4 separate regions of the Homo sapiens genome follow, and regions 2, 3 and 4 are each linked to region 1. The links are chromatin loops, found by intact Hi-C in ENCODE. Cell type or tissue: endothelial cell of umbilical vein. All regions are shown on one strand. Each heading gives the region's core, and the rest is flanking DNA. Links, peaks and the distances in the headings are about the cores only.

Region 1 (5,821 bases), core at 354-5,353:
TGTTGAATGTGGACTGTGGCATGGATAAGGTTGTTGTGTGTTTTCTGACTATGAAATCTGCCCCTACTTCTCCTTAACTAAGTTTATTTTGCTTTGATGAGCATCCTGCCTTCCACTGCCCCAACCACTGGGGTTGCTTGGGCCCCCCACATCTTCCTACATGCATGGCCTCTCTTCAAGTTCTTAACCTCTGCAACTCTTATCACAAGATCATGCCCCACTTCTTGAAATGATCTTGGCTTCTGGGACACCATTTTTTCTTGATTTCCTTTTTCTTTCTCTGATTCTTCCTGCCTGATCCCCCTGTATTGGTCGGATGGCCCACTAAGATGTGGCAATTTAAGAGTAGAATTTAGGAAAGGTACTATTACAAAGCTGGGGGCAGGGTTTAGGTTGTTGCAACACCCCAGGTCTAGAGACAGTGGGGAGAACTTACCAGTGCTCTGTCTGAAGGGCCAAGGGGAGGCAGCCATTATCATCAGCAGAACCTGGGGAGAGAGCTGGATGGAGCAGGTGCATCTCCTAACAGGTGCTGTTGCCTCAGGGTAGAGAGATGCTGCCTGCCTGAAGCAAGCAAGCAGGGAGGGGCCGGGGATAAACACCCTCCTCCCTCCTTGGCATGTCTTCATGTGCTCCCGCTTCATGGGGCTGGGAGGCAGGGAGTCATAAATGCATTTTGTAGGTCGGTGTCCTGGGGCAAAGGGCAGAGAAGAAAAGCAGGAAGGGTGGGTCTGCGGGTCCACACAGAGGGTGTCCAGCTTGCACCACATCTGTTATGGGCTGAATCGTGTCCCCCAAAATCCATAGGCTGAAGCCTCAAACCTCAGCACCTCTGAATGTGACTGAATTTGGAGATAGGGTCTTTCCAGAGGTAATTAAGATAAAAGAAGGTCATGGGGTGGGCCCTAATCCAATCCGGCTGGTGTCCTTATAAGAAGAGATTAGGACACACACAGAGGGAAGACCGTTTGAAGACCTGGCGAGGAAAAGAGGCCACCTGCAAGCCAAGGAGAGGGGCCTCAGGAGAAACTAACTTTGCCGGCACCTTGATCTCAGACTCGTAGCCTCCACAAGTGTGAAAAACTAAATGTGTATTGTTTAAGCCGCCCAGTCTGCAGACTTTGTGATGGCAGCCCTGGTGGATGAATTCACTGCTTAAGTTTGCAGGCACCCCCTACGCTTTCTTCCCTCACCTTGCTTCATTCTTCTGCTGCATGTATTACTGCTGGCTGTGCCCAGCGCTTCATTCCTGTCTTTCTCTGTCTCCCGAGGCTGTTCCCTTCCAGTCAGCCTCCTGCGGGTGGGCTGTCTCATCCTTCCTGCCGCAGGCCCGGTGACTAGAACAGCACCTCACATACAAAAGGTGCTTGGCCATGGCGGGCATTTGTTTAATGAAAGAAAGTTTTCCAAATCTCTTCTTTCTAATGTTCTTCTCTGGTTTCTTCTCCTCTGCTCACCTCTTAACTCCAAGGCCTCATCTCAGCTACACTTGGGGATATTTTCCACTCCCTGCATGGACCCAGAGTCCGGCTGAGGTCATGTGGCGAGGTCAGATATTCTGAAAGTTAATGCGTCCCCACTTTTGAGTGCCCCTTCTGGGTAGGCCATTCCAAGAGGGGCTTATAGGAAGTGCAAGGGAGACGGGCTTGAGCTGAGTTGGACGCACAGTGAGGGATATGTGTGTGAGAGACAGAGAGAGAGAGGGAGAGGGGAGACAGAGAGACACACAGAGAGACAGAGACAGAGAGAGACAGAGACAGAGAGACAGAGACATAGGGGAACACAGGCAGAGAGAGACAGAGACAGAGAGACAGAGACATAGGGGAACACAGGCAGAGAGAGACAGAGCTACAGAGAGAGACAGAGACAGACAGAGACATAGGGGAACACAGGCAGAGAGAGACAGAGCTACAGAGAGAGACAGAGGCACACAGAGAGAGACAGAAGCACACAAAGAGAGACAGAGACCAACAGAGCATTGACACAGGTCCACAGAGACAGAGCTAGAGACAGAGAGAGCGTGCACGGCGCACATGTATATAAAGCCTGTGGGGCGCCTTTTCTTTTCACATAGTGTGATCCAGTCCTATCAATTACTAGGATATTGGCATTTGTGATCATTGCGTCGTCTGGAATTTTTTTCTGGAAAAAAGAGGAAACACAGCCATCTGCCCAGAGCCATCCAGAATATGTCCCAGAGGCCTGTCTGTGTGTACGCGCACTCAGAAGCCTGGGGGCCCTTTCCTTGTCTAAATGTAGCTCCCCCACCGCGTCCCACCCCTGCACAGGAGCGAGGCCTGTGTCAACTTCAGCAGAGCGAGAATGAGGACAGGCCCAGGGGCAGGGAACTGGACGAAGGGAGTTGGAGGCCTTTTCTTGGGAATGGGTGGACCATTGCCCTGCATGGGGACAGGGACGGCACTGGTGGGGGAAGGAAATCTTGAGCTGGTTTCGGCCTTGACCCTCAGCAGCTAGCCCCGGGAGCTCTCATTCTCTGGACGCCAGGGCCTTGGGTTCCTTGGATGAGGTGAGCATGAGCATGTGGGGTAAGTGTTCATGTTTGTGCATGTATGTGTCTGTATGAAAGAGAGTGAGAATACGAGAACATGCCTGTCCTGACTCACAGAGTTGGTGAAATAAAATCAAAGACCCAATGAAAAAGCTCTTGAAAAGGTAAGAGGTCTGCCCAGAGCCAAGGTTTGTTGCCGATCCTGGGATTAGCTGACTTCTGGGCATTTGGAGCCTGCAGCCGTCTGGACATGATCTGGGGACAAGTGGAGGCCAAGAACTGAATATCAGAGAGAGTCTCAGAGAGAAGGAATGTGGACTATGGCAGGTTGCCAGGGATCACTCATGCACACGGATGTTTTGTTTCATTTTTTAGAAACTTTGGGAGAGGAAATAAGGGGGAGAAAATGTAGAATATATTGCATTTCAGAACTTAGGATGCCAACAACAAATTGTACAACTGCTGAAGCTTATTATGGGGGTTTGTTAACATGTGAACTTAAATGCACCAATCCTATCCCTTGCCTCCATTCATTTAACTGTTTAATAAATATTTGTTGAATGCCTAAGATTGATTAATTAATTCAGCCAATCACAGATACTATCACCCTCTTGCTGCATACATAGCATTGTGCTAGAGTTGATATAATGTCTAACATGTTTGAGGAATTATTTCATTCTGGAAATTATTCTTTCCACCTCTTCAGCATCCTAGGAGAACTCCAAATAAACCTTAGCATCTTATTTCAATATTTTTACATCACTTGTTTAAAATTTCTTAAAACCAAACCGGGTTTATTTATGTCAAAGTATACGCAAAATGTATGTGCACGAGAGATGCCATCTGCAAATATAAAAGTCTGTAAACCAAGTCCCTGCCCATGATGGGGTGACACAGGGTGGAAAGCGTGTGCAGGCTTGCATTCTTATAAATATGGATGAAATGCACATTCAAGAATGGTTTGGAAATGATTATTTCCTCCATTTGTTGGCCAAATGTACCAAATCCTTATCTTGGCCTCTTCCTTCTTTTGTTTGGAAAGCCCCACGTTGTCCTTGTCAACTTCCTCACTCATGCTGGTCTCTGGAATGAATTGTTCCACCTCTCCCTGGGCTATTCACTGCAACCAAGGACATCTTAGCAATGTGATATATTTTCCCCTCTCCGAAGTCAAATAGATGTTTTATATCCAATGGGCCAGATTGTGCAGGAGCTTGTCTTCACCCCCACAGGCCACAGGCTGGAGCCTTCCTGGAACAGAGGCTACATTGGCTGTCTTTTGACAAAGGTGCCTGGGTCCTGGGACTTCTTTTGTTTGGAGCTCAGCGGGCTGTGTGTCTGGCTGCTGACATAGCACAATGTTCCCATCTTGGCCCTCTCCTTTCAGGGGAGCAAGTTCCCCTGATGATGGAAGGAAAGAGGCCCCAGAGAGGAGAGGGCAGGGACGCATGATACAGCAGATCAGATGAGGCTCCCAAGACAGAAGGAGGCTTTCGGGTGCTACAGAAGTCTCTGCTGGGCTCAGTGCTGCTGAAGCCTCGCTGAGGGGTTGATGGAGAATCTTGGAAGGCCAATCTTCTCATCCGTGGACATCCTTAGGGGCAGAATACCATGGGTGGGGGTTATGGGATTTGAAGACCCCTGGCCACTGGGGGGCCAGAGGGCTTGCAACCTGCAGAGAACCCCTAGGGTTGTTCCCTTCTCAGTAGATCCTAAAGCCCTGAACTGCTCATAGGGTCCTTGGTGGCCTAGCCCTTACCAACCTCTCCAGCCCCCTCTGAAGCCCTCCCCACCTCCTCTTGCTTTTTTCCACAACCCTCCTGAACTTCTCCAGCCACCGCAGCTGCTGCGGCTCACCTCTGGGCCGGCACACACACTGTTCACTCTGCCGAGACACCTTTCCTTCTCCGCTCAGTAGCATCTGGACCCCCCGCCCAGCAGGCTTCAGTGCCCATGCTCCTGCTCCCTCCAGCACCCAGGTGTCATGACCAGTGGACAGCTGTTAAATATGAGAACCCTGCTCATCGAGGGCCAGGTGCTGAGTGAGGAGGAGAAAGATAGGGATAAGGAAAGGCAGAAACGTGCCCCAGAACAAGGATCTCCTAGGGCTGGGCTCTGGGAGCCGGGAAGTCAGCACACGGTGTGGAAAGTGCTCTGATACGTGGGACTCCAGGGTTCTTTGAGAGCCTGGAGGAGTAGTGCAGGGTACCTGGCTCAGAGGAGGGTGGCTGCAGCCAGAGAAGGCTGCCTGGAGGAGGGGATCCCAAAGCCCTGAACGGCTCATTCCAGTGAGTGTTCTTCTTACTGCCTCAGGCTGCCCACTTGGCCTCTGGATGAATGGAGCTGTGGTCCTGAGGTGGTATCCAGGAGCCAGGGGTGGGTTTGGTGCGCCCAGGACCCCAGGGATGGGGCGTGTTGCCTAAGGCACCCACACCGGCAGGAGCCCCGTGGCCTCTGGCTCTCTGATTGTCTTTGTATTGGTTTGTTGGGACTGTCATGGCAGAGGACCACAGACTGGGGGTTTAAACAGCAGGAGTTTATTTTTCAGAGTTCTGGAAGCTCAACGTCACAAGTTCAAGGTCAAAGCACCCGTGGGTTTGCTTTCTCCTGAGTCCCCTCCTCAGCTTGCAGAGGCCCCTCCTGTATGCATCCTGGGGTCTCTGTATCTTTCTATAAGGACACCAGTCAGATTGGATTAAGGCCCACCAAACGGCCTCATCTTAAATTAATCGCCTCTTTAAAGGCCCTGCTTCCAAATACAGTCACCCCTGACTGGGAGTTCGGCTTCAACATATTAATTTTGTGGGGTGCACAATATTGTCCATGACAGTAGGTGAGCCACATGATATTTGCATAATTTGTGTAACTTTTACCAACCTCTACAGAGTATGTAAACTGCACCTGAAGCATTTTAAAATGTGAATATGCCTGTTGTTGCTTTTCTTCGCTGGTTCTTGAGTTCTCCCTGTTCACCCACTGGGTTTCCTAACCCCAGCTTTCCCCAACAGGTGCATCCCAGCACAGAAGGGCAGCACAGAGGCAGCCTGAGAAGATTCTGTCGCTGCCAGGTCACCAGGACCTCTGGACCACAGCTGGGTTGCGCTGTTTTCCAGTTTGTGAAACTAGGACTTTGGGGAACATCCTGTGAATTGGTGTCATTTTGATTTTCCTGGAGGATTTTTGAGGTCAGCGTGACTGCTGTCACTGTAAGTGTGGGTGTGCTTTCCCACAAGAAGCATCCTGAGTCTGCGGGAAGGTGGGGACTTCCCAGTTTGGGGGCCTGAGGGTCCCTTCCAGGGAGCTGCAGTGACC
Region 2 (5,821 bases), core at 521-5,520, 73 kb before region 1:
AATCCATCTTGGGTTAATTTTTGTATAAGGTGTAAGGAAGGGGTCCACTTTCAGTTTTCTGCATATGGTTAGCCAGTTTTCCCAACACCATTTATTAAATAGGGAACCCTCTCCCCATTGCTTGTTTTTGTCAGGTTTGTCAAAGGTCAGATGGTTGTAGATGTGTGGCATTATTTCTGAGGCCTCTGTTCTGTTCCATTGGTCTATATATCTGTTTTGGTACCAGTACCATGCTGTTTTGGTTACTGTAGCCTTGTAGTATAGTTTGAAGTTAGGTAGCATGATGCCTCCAGCTTTGTTCTTTTTGCTGAGGATTGTCTTGGCTATACAGACCCTTTTTTGGTTCCATATGAAGTTTAAAGTAGTTTTTTCTAATTCTGTGAAGAAAGTCATTGGTAGCTTGATGGGGATAGCATTAAATCTATAAATTACTTCGGGCAGTATGGCCATTTTCACAATATCGATTCTTCCTATCCATGAGCATGGAATGTTTTTCCATTTGTTTGTGTCCTCTCTTATTTCCTTGAGAAGTGGTTTGTAGTTTTCCTTGAAGAGATCCTTCACGTCCCTTGTAAGTTGTATTCCTAGGTATTTAATCCTTTTTGTAGCAATTATGAATGGAAGTTCACTCATGATTTGGCTCTCTGTTTGTCTATTATTGGTGTATAGGAATGCTTATGATTTTTGTACATTGCTGTTGTATCCTAAGACTTTGCTGAAGTTGCTTATCAGCTTAAGGAGATTTTGGGCTGAGACGGTGGGGTGTTCTAAATATACAATCATGTCATCTGCAAACAGAGACAATTTGACTTCCTCTCTTCCAATTTGAATACGTTTATTTCTTTCTCTTGCCTGATTGCCCTGGACAGAACTTCCAATACTTTGTTGAATAGGAGTGGTGAGAGAGGGCATCCTTGTTTTGTGCCGGTTTTCAAAGGGAATGCTTTCAGCTTTTGCCCATTCAGTATGATACTGGCTGTGGGTTTGTCATAAATAGCTCTTACTATTCTGAGATACGTTCCATCAATACCTAGTTTATTGAGAGTTTGTAGCATGAAGGGTGTTGAATTTTATCAAAGACCTTTTCTGCATCTATTGAGATAATCATGTGGTTTTTGTCATTGGTTCTGTTTATGTGATGGATTACCTTTGCTGATTTGCGTATGTTGAACCAGCCTTGCATCCCAGGGATGAAGCTGACTTGATCTTGGTGGATAAGCTTTTTGATGTGCTGCTGGATTTGGTTTGCCAGTATTTTATTGAGGATTTTTGTATCAATGTTCATCAGGGATATTGGCCTAAAATGTTTTTTTTGTTGTGTCTCTGCCAGGTTTTGGTATCAGGATGATGATGACCTCATAAAATGAGTTAGGGAGGAGTCCCTCTTTATCTGTTGTTTGGAATAGTTTCAGAATCTTGTGTGTATTTTATACTTGCAGCACATTTTAATTATAACTTGCTGCATTTCAAGGGCTCAACAGCCACAGTAGGTAGTGGCCATTGTATTGGGCAGCTCAGCTCTAAATCTTTGCTACTTAAAGTGTGGGCTGCAAGGACCAGCAGCATCTGCATCAACTAGGGGCTGTTAACATGCAGAATGTCAGGCCGTGCCAGACCTACTGAATCTGCATCTGGATTTTAATCCGGTGAGAGGCTCTGATCTAGGGAGCTTCTCTTCAGACCTTTCAGCCCGAGGAAGGATGCATCCATTCCATCTGGGTGCACTCTGGGAGGTGGTGGGTTATCTAAGTTCTTCTTCTACTTTCCCGAAGAGTGATTTCCCGAAGCTTTTCTGCCTTTCATGGGTAAGTTTAGATTCCCATATACAGGACTCCTGTAAACGGCAGTTCCATCCTGTGAAATCTACGTGGAGGTCAGTCCATGCATTGCACCTTTGGCTTATTTGCATACTGATGCTGGGGTAGATGCAGTCACGGCAGACACACCTGTGGCTAAAGAAGGAAGCCTGGTGAGGATGAGGGTGTGTTAATGGAGCCTCTGCCTCCTTAGGTGTCTGAGTGGAGCACTGGGCCTGTGTGTGTGGGTGCCCCTCGCTGAGGCCGGCCAGCGTGGCTGGAGCAGGGTCCAGGCAAGGGTGAATTCGCTCCTCGCCAAGTCCTCTTGGTGTCTCTATTTTCCCATCGATAAAAATGGAGCTTACAGCCCCAGAGGGCAGTTTGTTGAGATTGGAGAAGACATTTGAGAGCCACTGGGGAGTGACGGAATGAAGTACAAATGCTGGAAACCACACAGATGTGCAGATGCGATATGGAAATGTTGGAGTGATAATCTCCAGGCAGGAAATCCAAGAAATTCCCAAGTTAAGATTTTTACCAGAAAGGTCAAATCATCCTCAGGAGGGATATCAAGAAGAGGAAAAATAAAATAAAACAAAACCACCAAGAAATCTAAGAGATTATGGACAGAACTATCCAGCCAGATCTCCCAGGGTGCCAATGACTCCATGGGAGAGGAAAAGGCCTGATGATGGCTGTATTAATATTCTGAATGCTTCTGGAACTTTCTAGGCTTATGGGTTGTATAGGATTTACTCAGATCTCTCTCTGCATTTCTTTCATATGATTTTAAAGAAAGATTCCTAAGAGGGCACTGGCATAAAAATTCCTTTTACACAAACACTCCACTGGAAAGCAAGGCCCTGCTTATGGGAGGTGCTAGGGCTTCGGGCCTCTGAGGAAATGTCTGCTGAGAGAGCCCCTGACCTGGCATGCTCTGCCCTGCTGAGGGACTAACAGTCTGCTTTCCTGTGGAGAAAGGCAGGAGAGGAGTGTGCATAATCCCCTGGATCACGTCTTGCAACAGAACAAAAACTGTAAAACGCCCAAGTTGTCTCTGGCACAGAAGTTTCTAGAACAGTGATTACCTAGTGATAGTCATTTACCAAGCTGCGCTCCTTTGGGGACATCCGAGAGTCAAATATGTGAGATTATTGCACTTTTTTCATTCCTTTGGTCATACTGAGTGGAAACATAAATGTATCAATCCTTTGTTTACGGCGCCTCAGAAACAGAGTGGCACGTTGCCATCTTACACCAGATGTGACTTTTAGGTGCTAAGAGGCACCCTGGGGTGGTGCCAGCTCTCTCTCAGAGGATGTTACCTAAACACATCACTCAAGACTCAAGACTCAAGAGTATTATTTCAAATGGCTCATAGTTCACCTACTCTTAAAAACTAAAATAACTATCTGTTTTTCCTAATTCGCCAGGTCATATGTGCCCATTGTATTAAAAGAAAGTTGGAAAATTAGTGTAAAGGATGACATTTATCCATAATAAGCCCACCACCCAAAATAGCCACTGCAAACATTTGGGCATTGAACATACTGATTTACATAGCTTGGATCTTACTATATTGATATTTTTTCCTGCCTTTTCCCACGTAATATTGTGTCATAAGCATTTTCTATGTTACTGAAAATTATTTGTCAGCATGGTTTTTAAAAAACTTAACGCAAAATTTAAAAACATATACCAAGTTAGAGAGCCATTTATCATGAAGCGAATGTACTGACCACCTAGCCTCAAAAATTATCAATTTAGCCAATCTTGTTTTTTCTAACCTCTTTAATCTTTGCCCTTACCCAATTGTTTTGAAGCAGTTTCCAAGAATCAGATAATTTTATCTCTAAATGTTTCAGTGTGTATCTGAAAGATAAGGAAAAGACAAAGAACTTAAAAACAAATAACCACTATACTGTTATCTCATATAAAAACAATCTTTTAAAATATCAGCAAATACTTAGTCAGTGTTTACAGTTCCTAAATTGTCTTAAGAATTTTTTTGGATGATTTATTTGAATTGGGATCCAAACAAGTTTAGTTTGTTTAAATTGGTTCATAAGTCCCTCTCTGGTTGTATGGTCATTTATTAATTGAAAAAATCAACGCATTTGCCTTGTAACTTCCTATAGTGCCATGCTTTTGTCTAACATGTTTCTCTATGCCTTGCTTTTCCTAAACTTTAGTAGTTGGAGCTAGAGGTTTGATCAGATTTGAGTTTAAATTCTTGAGTGTTAAGATGACTTCATAGATGTTGCTGGGCTCTTCTATCAGAAAGTATTTAAAACCAGCTTCTCTCAGGTTTTCTTGTGGTTTCCATTGCCTTGATCCATGAATTCATTAGGAGTTTCAAAATGTGACATTAGATCATCCCTTCTTTGTTTACTAATTGGAATCCTTTCGCCCATCAATTCTTTTGTTATCCTGCAGTTTGTATTGTGAAGGCAAAGATTAGTAAATGCCTTATCTTTTCTCTTTATCAACTTCAGAGTAGCGATGTGGTTCATGACCATCTTCCAGTTGTGAGCAGTGAGCTTTTTAATATTATTATGAACCTATGGATTCAGCCTATTGTAGTTATTATTTTTATTGATGCTTAAATTATATCTTTTTTTTTTTTGAGACAGAGTCTCCCTCTGTCATCCAGGCTGTAGTGCAGTGGCACAATCTGGGCTCATTTCAACCTCTGCCTCCCAGGTTCAAGCCATTCTTGTGCCTCAGCCTCCTAAGTAGCTGGAATTACAGGTGTGCACCATTATGCCCAGCTAATTTTTGTATTTTTAGTAGAAACGGGGTTTCACCATTTTGGCCAGGCTAGTCTTGAACTCCTGGCCTCAAGTGATCCACCCGCCTCAACCTATCAAAGTGCTAGGATTACAGGTGTGAGTCACCATGCCTGGCCTTTATTTTTGATGAGTAAGATTTTATTCAGATGAACTCCTGATTTCTTTTGGCATGCCCCTATTAATGTTTGGTAGCTTCTTTGATTTCTGGATGACACAATTTTAGATTCATTGTGTGTATTTTCATTTTCGGATCTGGAATCAGCCATTCCTGCAGGCAGCCCCGTTCTTTTTGGTAGGAAATGGTATTTAGAGACCACAGTGCAGCATGACAGTGCTCAGTGCTGCTGGGTTGATGATACATTTCTAGGCCTTTTCAGGGGACAGTATCTTCTTAAAGATAGTTTATATTTCCTTTGAGATCAAATGCATCATGAACTCATACTGACAGATGATTTTGTGAGCCAGGCAGTTGAGCAGGGACTGGCGGGGTGATTCTTCTGTTTCAGGCGTCCTGAACAGAAGTCACTTAATTATATTCAGCTGTGAATGGGTTGGTTTAGAGTATTTGAGTGGCTGTTGACTTCCATGTCTGGTGACTTGAAGTGGATGCCAGAGGGTGAGGCTTAGCTGAGGCTTAGGCCGAGCACCTGCAGAGTGCTTGGACTCCTCACCTGGCCTCAGGGCTCCTAGAGAGCATGTTCAGCAGGGCCAGGCAGAAACTGCAAGAGTTCTAATGGCCTAACCTCACAAGTCTCAGAATGTCACTTCACTTCCACCATGTTCTTTCTTCTTTTCTCTTTTTAAGAGACAGGTCAGGCTGAAGTGCAGTGGCATAGCTCACTGCCTGGAACTCCTTGGCTCAAACAATTGTCACACCTCAGCCTCCCGAGTAGTTGGGACTATAGAGCTGCCTATCATGCCTACCTAATTTTTTTATTTTAGCAAAGATGGGATCTTGGTACATTGTGCAGGCTGGTCTCAAAACTCCTAGCCTTGGGTGATCCTCCTGCCTTGGCTTCCCAAAGTGCTGGGATTATAGGAGTGAGCCACAGCACCCAGCAAAGAAGTAGCAAAGAATATATATATATATTTTAGAGACAGGGTCTGTAAAAAAAAAAAAAAAAATCACCCAGGCTGGAGTGCAGTGGTGCAATCATAGCTCACTGTAGCCTCTTAACTCCTGGGCTTATGTGATCCTCCCACCTCAGCTTCCTGAGTAGCTGGGACTACTAG
Region 3 (5,821 bases), core at 358-5,357, 490 kb after region 1:
GCAGTTTTCCATATTGCTAAGTGTTCATCTACGACATCATTTTCCTGCAATGTTTTTGAGGAGGAAGGGCGTTCCATTGTAGGGATGTATAGGGCAGGGATAAAGACGTGAATGAGTCATGAGTGAATCTTCTGTTGTGTCCCCACAGATGTGGAGGTTCAGACGGATCTCCTCTCTTTGCTCTGCGCATGTATTACATTGAGAACCATGTGGCTGTCATTCAGAGTGTTCTTAGCTCCTAACCTTCCTCCCCATATTCCATACAGAGAAGTTAGTAAGGGAACAAGAATGAGAACTTGTTCGATCTTTAGAAAATGGGAAGAAATGATTTTAGGATAAATAAATACTAGTGTTTCTTTTATTGTGACAGTGAATTTATGGTATATTTATGTTATATTATTTTGTTTCTTTCTTTGGAGTAAAATGTGAGGAGACTAGTGGAAGGTTTTGGCAGATTCACAGGGGATGGGTTTGTGGCAGAGAAGCATGCAAGGGAAATGTGTGCTTTATTCATAGGTTCTGCTGTCCACAGCTACTGTATGGGCTGTGCTGGTCTAGTGTGGTGATTACTGCATCTCAAGGAGAGTGAAAAAGGACCCTGCCCTGATAGGCTCATGGCAGGACGGGCCTCAGGTAGGGGCCGTGTGCCAGATTGCCCCCTAACTTGGTCCGCGTGGTGGCTTGGAGGGCATATTTCCCTAGGGAGAGGAGGTATCAGGTGGGAAAGGCAGCCTGGTTCTTAGGCTGCTGGGTGGTGTAGGGATGAGGCCATTTAATAACATAGACTTGGGGTACAAGTGAGGAAAGCTAGAGTGATATCTATATCTTCAGATAATTTCCCCATAGGATAATATTTGGGAAACGGTTTCTGCACTGCTATATTCTAGTTAATAGATGTGCCTTGGCCGGGCGTGGTGGTTCACGTCTTTAATCCCAGCACTTTGGGAGGCTGAGGCGGGTGGATCATGAAGTCAGGAGATCGAGACCATCCTGGCTAATATGGTGAAACCCCGTCTCTACTAAAAATACAAAAAAAATTAGCCAGGTGTGGTGGCGGGCGCCTGCAGTCCCAGCTACTCGGGAGGCTGAGGCAGGAGAATGGCGTGAAGCTGGGAGGCGGAGCTTGCAGTGAGCCGAGATCGCGCCACTGCACTCCAGCCTGGGCGACAGCAAGATTCCGTCCCAAAAAAAAAAAAAAAAAAAAAAAAGATGTGCCTTGTCCTATCAAGAGCCAAAGATTTTTTTAAAACACTTTACATTAAATAGTCAGAGATTACCAGGCTTGGATGCTATGATGCCATTTGAAACATCAAGAATTATTCTCTTTGAAGACAACAGGAATCAATCAAACATTTTGTCATTAGAAATGAGGAGGAGTTTCCTTTGTAAAATTTTGGAACAGAATTTACCACTCAGTATCCCCAAATTAACTTTTTATTAGATCACTTTTTATGTTTGTATGCATTTCCAAAATTAGACGCAGTAAAACTTATGGATCGAATATTGATCAAATAATAGCATCTGTTTTTCTCTTTTTTAGTATCCAATAAATAAATTTGTCTCTTATAAAACAATATTTTTATTAGTTAGAAAATGATGGATATATGCATGCATGTATGTTATACATAAATAAATATGGGAGAGAGAGACAGAGATTGAGAGAGAGAGAGCATGTGTGAGAGAAAGCAGAGAAAATGATGTACATTGGCACCAGTAGACAATCAGAGTTAACCAGGCAAAGGGTATTAGGAGTTTGGTGTATTATCTTGTGGCTTTTCTGTAAGTTGGAAATTATTTCAAAATAGAGAGGTAAGAAATCCCACTCTTCACAGTTTGATTTGCATTAGGCAAGAACCAGGGAGTTAAGGCCAAATCATCACTGAAGCATTAGGTCCCAGTAGAAATGCTGATCTTTCCTGCTGCAGGGAACAACTGAGGGCTGGATTAGCAACCACGAGGCGTGGGTGAGGCGGGACCACACAGGATTTTCTTCCGTGGCTATTTCATTAGCAAAGCGTTCATCTTATTTAAAGCTGGTGTTTGGTAAAGGCATAATCAGGTGCCATGTGTTGTGGAGGCCACAGTTAACATTTTACATTGATGCTTCTTAGGAGAGAACAAAAAGCAAGGACACTCAGGGAAGCTGAGAGAGCTTTTCTCCTCCGCACTCCAGAATTCTAGTGGAAGCTGCCCAGATAAAACAGCTCAGGACTTTGAAATTTTCGGGGAAACAGAATTTTAATCAGCCTGCCATCTTATTCATTGTTCAGAGATGAAAAGAGCGGAAATCAACACCCCCTCATAATGTAGGTGCTGAGAACTTAGGTTCTGATTTCCACAGAATGATTTTCTTACAATATACTCTCTTTCTTTTCTTTTCCTTCTTTCTTTCCCTCCCTCCCTCCCTTTCTCCTTCCTTCCTCCCTCCTTCCTCCCATCCTCCTTCCTTTCTCTCTCTCTTCTGTCCTTCCTTTCTCCTTCTCCATTTTTTCTCGCCCTCTTCCCTCCCTCCTCCTCCTCCTCTCCTTCCTCTCCCTTTCCCCCCTTATCTTTCTCCTTCTCCTCCTTCTTTTGTCCTAACATGAGGTGATAAATCAGAGGTATATAATAAAAGCCAGAATGACCTGGGCTGGTGGACAGAACTCTGACACATGCCGGCCTAAAGTCTGAGTGAAATCCATTTACTGAACGTCCAGCTCTGCAACCAGGAATTGTCAGATGACTCAGGATTTAGTCTATTGTGTTCTTGGGGTCGCCTATTGAGACCACACCTCTTTATGGGTCCTGCGTTCCTGTAGCTAGATTCAAAGCAAAATGTTTCTTCCAAGCAATTTCCTGAAAATGAGTAATTAAAGTCCTGAAACCCTCTAAGGAATGTTCAGGCCTGCATTCGCTGTACTTCCTTCGAGGAGAAAACAGACCTGTGACCCTGAACTTATAGCTTGGATTTTAGACATGTAATGGGGCCCTCACATGGCATCTCTGGGTAGCCAAAAGTTCTATGAGGATCTGTTGTCTGCAACATGGATGTCTGTCAGAGTGAGACCAGCTCACTGATATTCCGGGACATTTGTAGTCACTTCAGTTATTTGGGTTTTAATAAATACTTGAAAACAAGACTTAGGAAGGTTTATTTTTCCTCTTTATTTTTTGTGTTTACTGTAAGCCTAGAGTCCTTGCGTTTTCAACAACTTTGTTGTAGAGCAAATAAAAAGTGCAGGTATTTGGAAGGAGAAAATGAAACTGTTCTGGAACACTTATATGAAATGTTGAATAAATATAGGTTGTTAAAAATCAGCCAGGCAATGGCTGTTACTGAACATGGCCATCTATTAACATGAAATAAACTCCACCTGCAAAGTTTCCTTTTAGGAGAAAGGAGCTCAAGTCCTCTGTCCTAGTAATTCTGCGAAGAATTGGGCTGCGAAGGGCTGACACCCAGGGCAGTGGGGTGCCCTCAACGCCTTGGCTCCAAGGTGCTTGCAGCCCGTGTGAAGCCATGCGGAGTCCCATCACATCTGCATCCTGCCTTGGTCTCAGTGCAGTGTGTCACACGGCGGCACACCGGTCACACCTGCTGTGGCAGTCCCCATCCCAATTGATGCCTTTTCTTTTTTTAATTAAAAAAAAAAAATCTCCTGGCTGCATATCATCAAGAAAAACAACATTGTTTTCAGGGTCTCTTATCTCTCCACTCCCAAATATCCTGTTTCTTTGGGCTGGACAGCCAGGACCAATAGAAACCTCTTCCTGCCATTGGCTGACTTCATTTCCCAGACTTAGCACAATCTCATCCGCTCTAAACAACCTCATCAAAACTACTTTCTGGTCAGAGAGAAGCAATAATTATTATTAACATTTATTAACGATCAATAAACTTGATCGCATTATGGCCAGCACTATTAAGGTAAGGAAAGGGTTCCTTTTAATTTGACAAAATCTTGTTCTTGTTACTCTTTTCTTTGGTTTCCTTTATCAAGGCAGATAAGTTAGGGTTGGGCAACACCCCCACTGCCACAATAGAGGACAACAAGATTTCCTTTGCACTGCCTAGTAAATTTCCTTTTTCCTACTCCAACCATCCGCAAGGCTTAAAAACTTCAAACTCAGAAAAAAATTGGGGTTTCTAAATTCACTGTTGAGTGCTGTGGATTACTTTTGGAAAGGCTTTTCGGAGCGCTTCTGAATTTTCAGATTCTCTAACTATCCCTAACGGTGCCTGGATGTGTGTCTGAGAAAAGGCAGCAGACTCGGAGAGGTTGAAGGGTCGGGTCAAAGCAAAAGATGCGTTTGTGAATGTCAGACATTTGGAGGCTCTTCAGTGGCTCCTTAGCATCAGGGATGCCAGGCAGTCCCAGTGGAAGCGAAGAGATACTCGGCAAGTGGCTGCTGGTAATGGGACGCAAATGTTGACTTGATTTGTGGGACATCCACGCTGAGAACTGAGTGCTCACGTAACTCAAATGGGGGTAATTTGGTTTGTTCCACTATATGTTTATCTTCAATAAAATACCTACTGTCTGTGCACTGTGAGTAAGATTTCTTCCAGCAATGGTTAGGTTTGCGGAGATTGGAAAGCAATGGCCGGTCGGTTCTCTGTGCTGTGGGGTGTTTGGTCTGATGCATTTCCTTGCCTAAGTTTTTAGTAGATAGCATGTAGAGATTAATGTGGAGGTAAATCTGCACAGGTACAATCCTAAATATGGCCTGATTCCTGGAAATGAAGCCAATTTAATGGTGACTACAAGTCAAGGGGCATGCAGTCTTGAATGGGGGTCCGTTCAGTTGTTTTAAAGGCCACCATGCCTTCGTGACATTTGTAGAAATGTGAAAAATCAGCAACAAAAGCAGATGCTGAGTGGAGGGAAAAGAAAATTGTGTTTGTTGCATGTCTTTAGTTTTGCTGCACGGAGGTGAGAAGCATTTGGTGGTGTTTTCATAAGGCTTTTAGTTTGTTGGAAAGTGCATAAGAAAATGGAAGTTTGCCCAGAATTGGGCCAAGCCATTTTCAAAAATACTCTTTGGTTTGGTATTTTCATAATTTGAAATGTTTGTATTAGAAGATTTGACTCATATGTACCATAGAAACTGTGTTTGAGAAGTTCAGCTTTTATTTCTCAAGGTGTGTTCAATAATATATTAAAAATCTGTGTACCAAGAACTTTCACCTTATACTTTTCTTTCTTTGGCTTCAAGGATTGGAATCTGCTGAAATATGGCTCCTATAGACAGGAATTATAAAATTGAGAGTTAATGTGCCCTACTTATAGCTACATGAATAGAAATTACTTGATTTTGTGACCCAAAATGTTATTTTTTTGTTCTTATTTTCATCCTTATTCATATGCATGTTAAATCAAATATTCTGTGTAAATCTTGAATAGCTTGGGTACGATCTTATGTGGTTTTTTTTCCCAAAAAACTCAGTGCATTAAAAAGGACATTGAAATAACAGACCATCCTTTAGAAGGTAGGTACATTTTGCAAAACATCCAAATGTGTTATACTGTTTAATTTGAAGTATACATTTATGAATACATGAAGCTATTTTGAAAGTTTGAATATTTTGTGATTTTCTGAACACTTTTTTGGAAATAATAGTTTACACTTGTCTAAGGTACTATGCTTGATTTAACATTTTATTACATTGCATTATGTGTTTATTGTATGTACCCAAGTGAACCCTTAGAATGACTACAGGTGAATTTTTTTTTAATCTTCTGTTAAAATAGGCCCTCTTTATAGGTGACTTCCTTTAAGACATGTTTCTGTTAGATTTCCTGGGTAAAGTAATGAGATGATTTTACAGCCTTGTTTATAG
Region 4 (5,821 bases), core at 581-5,580, 140 kb after region 1:
AGAGGACTGAAGAGTCTCCCCAAAGGTCTAAACTGAGAGACCTGGATTTTCAATGTAACAATCCAGGAGAAATAAGTAGATGGAGTCTAAAATTTCTGGTGGAGTCTACAATTTCATGGATTTTCTATGAAGCTGGTTTGTCCCTGTTCAGCAAGTGTCCTGAGTGAGGGTGACTCTGCTTTGGGTATGACAGGTTGACCCAAGCTCCTTCCCTCATGCCTCCCAAGGTGGCCCTGGGAACAGTCTCCAATCCACTGAGCCGTCTTCAGAAGTGCATGTCTACTACAAGGGGATGGGGCCTTCTTTCGGCTCATATTTGCCACCTTTTGCTTATTAAGCTACTTCTCTCTCCTAGAATCCCTCTGGCAGACCGAGACTCACAGCCTCTTGTTCATCCTCTGGGACTTTGCCATGAGCAACTCGCTCATGGTCCCTTTACCCAGAATGAAATTAGAGAACTGTCCGCCAAGGCCAGCCCTGGGGTCTTGAGAGATTGCCTAGCTCAGGCAGTAGGGGCCCCATGGATGTAGAGGACCAAGGCTCCGACTGGCCAGGTGGTGAGGGCCGGGGTGGAGGTCTAGGTCAGCCAACGCCTGAAGCGATAGTTGTGATAATTTCCTTCTTTCCTTCCTTCCTTCTCTCTCTCTTTCTTTCTTTCTCTCTTTTTTTTGAGACAGAGTCTTGTTCTGTTGCCCAGGCTGGAGTGGAGTGGCATTATCATATCTCATTGGAGCCTCAAATGCCTGGGCTCAAGCAATCCCCCTACTTCAGCCTCCCCAATAGCTGGGACCACAGGCATGCACCACCATGCCAAGCTATTTTTTTTTTTTCCTAGAGATAGGATCTCGCCATGTTGCCAAGGCTAGTCTGAAACTCCTGGCCTCAAGCAATCCTCCTGCCTTGGCCTCCCAAAGCGTTGGGATTACAGGCATGAGGCACTGCACGTGGCCTCTTTTTTTAAAAACAAAACAAAACTGGGCTTTATTTTTTAGAGCAGTGATAGGTTTAAAGAAAAATTGTGCAGAGATATTACATAGACCCTTGACTCCTCCCACAGTGTCCCCTATTATTATCAGCATTTTGCATTGTTGCAGTACGTTTGCTAAAATGGATGAAAGTACTGGTACATTATTATCCATGAAAGTCCATAGTTTACGTGAGGGTTCACTCCATGTGTTGTTCAGTTCTAGCAGTTTTGACAAATGCATAATGTCAGGCACGCACGATTACAGTAAAGCATAGAAGAGTTCCACTGCCCTAAAATTCCTCCTGGCTCCACTTGCTCACGCCGCCCTTCTTGCCCCTTTGCCCTGATACTTTTTCTGTAGTCCACATTGTCTGATATAAATACAGATATTCCAGCATTAACATGGTATATCTATCTCTATCTCTTTACTTGTATTCTAATTGTGTCTTTATAGTTAAAGTGAGTTTCTTGTAGACAACATACAGTTAGGTCTGGTTTTTTTAATCCACCCAGCTAGCGTCTGTCTTGTAATTCACATATTTAGAACATTGACATATAAACTAATTATTAATATATTTGATATAATATCAACCATATTTATTACTGTTTCTATGTGTTTCCCTTGTTCTGTTTCTTTTTCCTCTTACACTTTTTTCTCCTTTTCTGATTTTCCTTGAGAATTTTATATGATTCCATTTTATTTCCTCTTTCATTATATATCAGTTATACTTCTTTACAATTTTTTTAGTAGTTGCCTGTGATTTTGCAATATACACTTAAAACTGATCCAAGTCCATTTTCAAATAACACAATACCACTTCATGTGTAGTGAGAATATGTTATCACAGAGTATTCACAATTCTTTTCCTCATCTCTTATAACATTTTTGTCATTCATTTCACTAATTTATAAACTATAATCACCCAATACATGTTTACTATTATTATCTTGAAGAAAATGATAAACTGTTAGATTAGCATAAAATATGAAAAAGAAATTATTCATTTTAGCCTTCGTTTCTTTCTTCTTGAATGCTCTTCATTCCTTTTAGTAGACCTGAGTTTTTCACCTATGTCATTTTCCCTTCTTTTTCAAGGAAGTCCTACTGGCAGCAAACCCCTTCCGTTTTTCTTTCTCTGCAAAAGTATTTGCCATTCACTTTTGAAGGATAATTTCACTGGATACAGAATTCTATCTATAGCTAGTGGTGTTTTCTTTCTTTCAGCCCTTTAAATATTTCACTCCACACTCTCTTTTTACTTGCATGGTTTTCGAGGAGAAGTCTGATGTAGTCTTATGCTTGATCCTCCATACGTAAGGTAGGTTTTTTTTCCACCTCTGAATTCTTTCATTATTTTCTCTGCATCTTTGATTTTCTGCAATTTGAATATATACTATATACCTAGGTATACGTTTTAAAATATCCATCCTGCTTGGTGTTCTCTTTAGTTTCCTGAATCTGTGGTTTGGTGTCTCATTAATTTTGGAAAATTCTCAGTCATTATTACTTCAAATATTTTTTCTGTTCTTTTCTCCCTTTCTTCTTTTTTGGTATTCCCATTACATATATGTTACACCTTTTGTAATTGTCCTGCCATTTTTAAACATGGTGCTCCATTTTTTTTTCAGTCTTTCTTCCCTTTGTCTTTCAGTTTGAGAAGTTTCTATTCATATATCTTCAAGCTCACTGACATATAGCTTATATTGTGTTCCAGTTACTACAAAAGAGCACTGCGGATGTGCTGGGCAGAAATGGGGGAGGCGAATCATTCTATATAGAGTCCAATGATTAGGTTTCAGGTTTTTAGTGAGCCTGTGTCCCTGGGCTGTGACCTTCACCTGGGAGTCTCAGTTATTATCCCATCTTATATTAGGTAATACAGGAAAGCTAGCTGAGATGGGACTGGGATGTTTCCTTTTCCCTGGGTGTTAGGATGAAGGAAGCTGAAGTACAGCATTTCCCTCCACAAAGATGAGGTGGTGCTTCTCCACCTGTCCACTAAGATAATGGAGGTGGTGGAGCCTGGTAGACCACAAGTAGGGTGGTGGCACAGATGTGATGTCCCCTGCCCAAGATGGAATCAGAGAGCCAGCCTGGGATCCCACCTCCATCACTTCCCAGCTTTGTGATCCTGAGCAAATTAGTTATTGTCACTGCAGTGTCATTTCCTCATCTTAAAAGAAGGTAATAACAGTCATCCCATAGCACACTTATGAGAGTTAAATCAAATGATGCAAGGGAAATGCCTGCAACACTGCCTGGCAGATAACAGAGTCTCAACAGATGGTAGAGGTCATTCTGAAGAGAATGCCATTTGACCTAACTGGGGTGACGAAGGCAGTTAAGAGTAGGCGAGAGGAGTGGTAGGGCTTGGGGAAAGCAGGTCAGGCAGCTGGTGGGATTTGCAGAGCTGAGGAGAGCCTTCCAGGTGCATTTAGTTGCTGACGGAGTCTGGCCCAAGCCCAGGCCACAGGCACAGTCCCAGGAGACATGCTCATGAGCTGTCATCTCAGTCCAGCCGCTGACTCACCCCACAGGCGGGCACCCAGGGAGCAGGTGCTGCAGCTGTTGCGTCATTAGACCTCTGAGGCTGTAAGAGCTGACCATCTTCTGGCTGATGGAGTAACTTGCCCACAGGTGGGGATGGGAGGGATGAAGGCCCAGCCTCTCTTGTGTGTCTGGGATGAGAGGGACAGTATCCTCACCTTGGTCTAGACTTTGTCGTTCAAAAGGTAAGCTGGGGAGCAGCAGGCTCAACATCACCTGGGCGCGTGTTACAGATGCAAACCTCTGGTCTAGTCCCAAACTTGCTGAGTCTTAATCTGCATTTGGCAAGCTCTCAAAGTGATTCCTTTGTATGTAAAAGTCTAAGAAGCACTGGCTAGCATCTTTCTGGTTCACATGCACGTTAAAGCTTGAGAAGTGTTGGCCTAGGGATCTTCGTGGATTCCAAATAGAAGTCAGAATACCAATAACCAGTATTAATTTCTGATTGTAATATCAGCAGCTGAAGGATCAAGGTGTTTGGAACCCAGGAATCACAATCAGACTTTTTCAGGCCGCAAATGGATTGATAAAACAATGGAGGTCTCTCTGATAAGGTAACATTTCAGCTGAGCATGGAAGTAAGTGAAGACATGATCATAGGAGTATCTGGGGATCGAGCAGCAAGTGCAAAGGCCCTGGGGCTGGAACACACTCAGTGTGTGTGAGAAATGGCAAGGGGTTCAGTGTGCCTGATGCAGATTAAGCAAAGAGGCCAGGAGTAGGAGGTGATATGGAAAGATTGTGTTGACTCTGCAGTTCATGGTAAGGCCTTAGGATATTGTCATGAGTGAAATGGGAAGCTGTCGGAAGGTTTAGAATGAAGGGGTCATATTATCTGACTTTTGTTTTAACAGGAATCTCTCCAGCTGAGTCTAATTTCTGAGAGTAGACTGAAGAGGACACAGCAGGGCAGTCTAGTCAGAGGTGCCTGCAGGAATCCCAGACGAATGGTAGGGAAGGTAGTGAAGGAGGTGAAGAGATGAGCTTTGAGCCTGGTCCTGTTTAGAGCAGAGCTGGCAGGACTTGCTAGGGATGGGTGCATGCTGTGGGAGAAAGAGAAGCTCCTGGGTTGGCTCTGTGCACCTCTGTGACTCAGCTTTCCTGGAAGGTGCTTTGCGTTTTTCCTTCAGTATCTGACAGGCATGGGCAGAAGAGTCTTTGTTTTTTGGGGGGCTTTTTTGTTTGTTTGTTTGTTTGTTTGTTTGGTGATGGAATTTCACTCTTGTCACCCAGGCTGGAGCACAGTGGCCTGATCTCGGCTCACTGCAACCTCTGCCTCCCGGGTTCAAGTGATTTTCATGCCTCAGGCTCCCAAGTAGCTGGGATTAAAGGCGCCCAACACCACTCCCAGCTAATTTTTGTATTTTTTAGTAGAGACGGGGTTTCACCATGTTGGCCAGGCTGGTCTTGAACTCCTGACCTCAGGTGGTCCACTCACCTCGGACTCCCAAAGTGCTGGGATTACAGGCGTGAACAACCATGCCCAGCCCAGGCAGAAGAGGCTTAAACATGGCCGGTGGTACATGTACTTTCATTACTTTTCTGCCCACCCCCCCTAAAATGTCAGTAAAAGCATGAAAACAGGGAACCTTACAGGATGAGGAGCCCAGGACTGGGGATTAAATAAGATGAATGACAATGTGAGTTATGTCTGAAGAGGAAAGCAGACACAGCCATGGGTGGGAGGTGACTTAGCAGAGGGAAGGAAGCTGGCTACCGAGTGTCTGCAGTCAGAGGTGCAGGCAGAAGACCTTGAGGATCCACCCGAGAGGCTCCGGAATCAGACTCCAGGCCCTCTGAAAGGTTGGGATGAGATGGGGTTGGCAAGAGGTGGGTTATTGAATGCTGTCCAAGGGTTGTTAGATCTGCTGCTCAGGCAGACACTAGCTCCTTGATCCCACGAGAGACTCGAGGGTGATCCTCTGGGAAATCGAGGCAGCTGGCACTCCAGTGCAGGGTGAGGTGGGGATATGAATTGTGCACACTGAATGGTGGACTTCTGGCCCCTTCCCCATCCCTGCTCCAGGGCAGCCATAGCCAAACCTATAACCAGCAAGCAGGAAAACAGATGACCTCTGAGGACAACATCACCCAGAGGACAGGCTCCAGATGCTAACAATGTGGGCTCCTCTGAACATGTACTTCGCCTCTCACTGCACAGGCAAATCCTGCCCCAGCACACCAGTTTCTGATAAATATTTTAGTGTCTCACTCTTAACTATGAATAGATAGCCAAGGATCACCAGACAGGAAGCCCTCTAACACAGACAAACAGAAACTAAAGACAAGACAGAAAGGATCTCAGA

The links. A loop is a pair of places that touch in the nucleus more often than their neighbours do. Peaks named below come from ENCODE experiments on the same cell type or tissue, not always from the same donor. Only the 100,000 strongest peaks of a DNase experiment are listed, where the experiment ranks them.
Region 2: it touches region 1 in a loop (3-fold over the local background); 10 of 110 quality-filtered maps call a loop at or near these places.
Region 3: a loop joins it to region 1, with 7 times the contacts of the local background. A loop is called at or near these places in 2 of 110 quality-filtered maps.
Region 4: a loop joins it to region 1, with 10 times the contacts of the local background. A loop is called at or near these places in 2 of 110 quality-filtered maps.

The regions. Positions count from the first base shown.
Region 1 is chr21:38,990,721-38,996,541 of GRCh38, reverse strand. LINC02940 (long intergenic non-protein coding RNA 2940) reads left to right here. Exons shown (of 7, transcript XR_007067867.1): 4 at 1-3,797; 5 at 5,518-5,715. Among named protein-coding and RNA genes, the nearest start is that of LINC01700, 16 kb to the right of the region's middle. RefSeq lists an enhancer at 5,342-5,821. In endothelial cell of umbilical vein, for the core only: no CTCF peak of the experiment used is centred there; DNase peaks (open chromatin) are centred at 2,831 and 3,551; H3K27ac peaks cover 3,180 bases.
Region 2 is chr21:39,063,929-39,069,749 of GRCh38, reverse strand. All of the region lies in intron 3 of LINC02943 (long intergenic non-protein coding RNA 2943), which reads left to right. Among named protein-coding and RNA genes, the nearest start is that of LINC02943, 18 kb to the left of the region's middle. In endothelial cell of umbilical vein, for the core only: no CTCF peak of the experiment used is centred there; DNase peaks (open chromatin) are centred at 2,269, 2,739, 3,559 and 3,729; H3K27ac peaks cover 1,342 bases.
Region 3 is chr21:38,496,449-38,502,269 of GRCh38, reverse strand. It overlaps ERG (ETS transcription factor ERG), which reads left to right and starts at 3,793. Exons shown (of 10, transcript NM_182918.4): 1 at 3,793-3,907. The coding sequence starts at 3,890. In endothelial cell of umbilical vein, for the core only: no CTCF peak of the experiment used is centred there; DNase peaks (open chromatin) are centred at 2,019, 2,799 and 3,689; H3K4me3 peaks cover 2,316 bases; H3K27ac peaks cover 4,593 bases.
Region 4 is chr21:38,851,237-38,857,057 of GRCh38, reverse strand. No RefSeq gene overlaps it. Among named protein-coding and RNA genes, the nearest start is that of ETS2, 48 kb to the right of the region's middle. In endothelial cell of umbilical vein, for the core only: no CTCF peak of the experiment used is centred there; a DNase peak (open chromatin) is centred at 3,427; H3K27ac peaks cover 1,672 bases.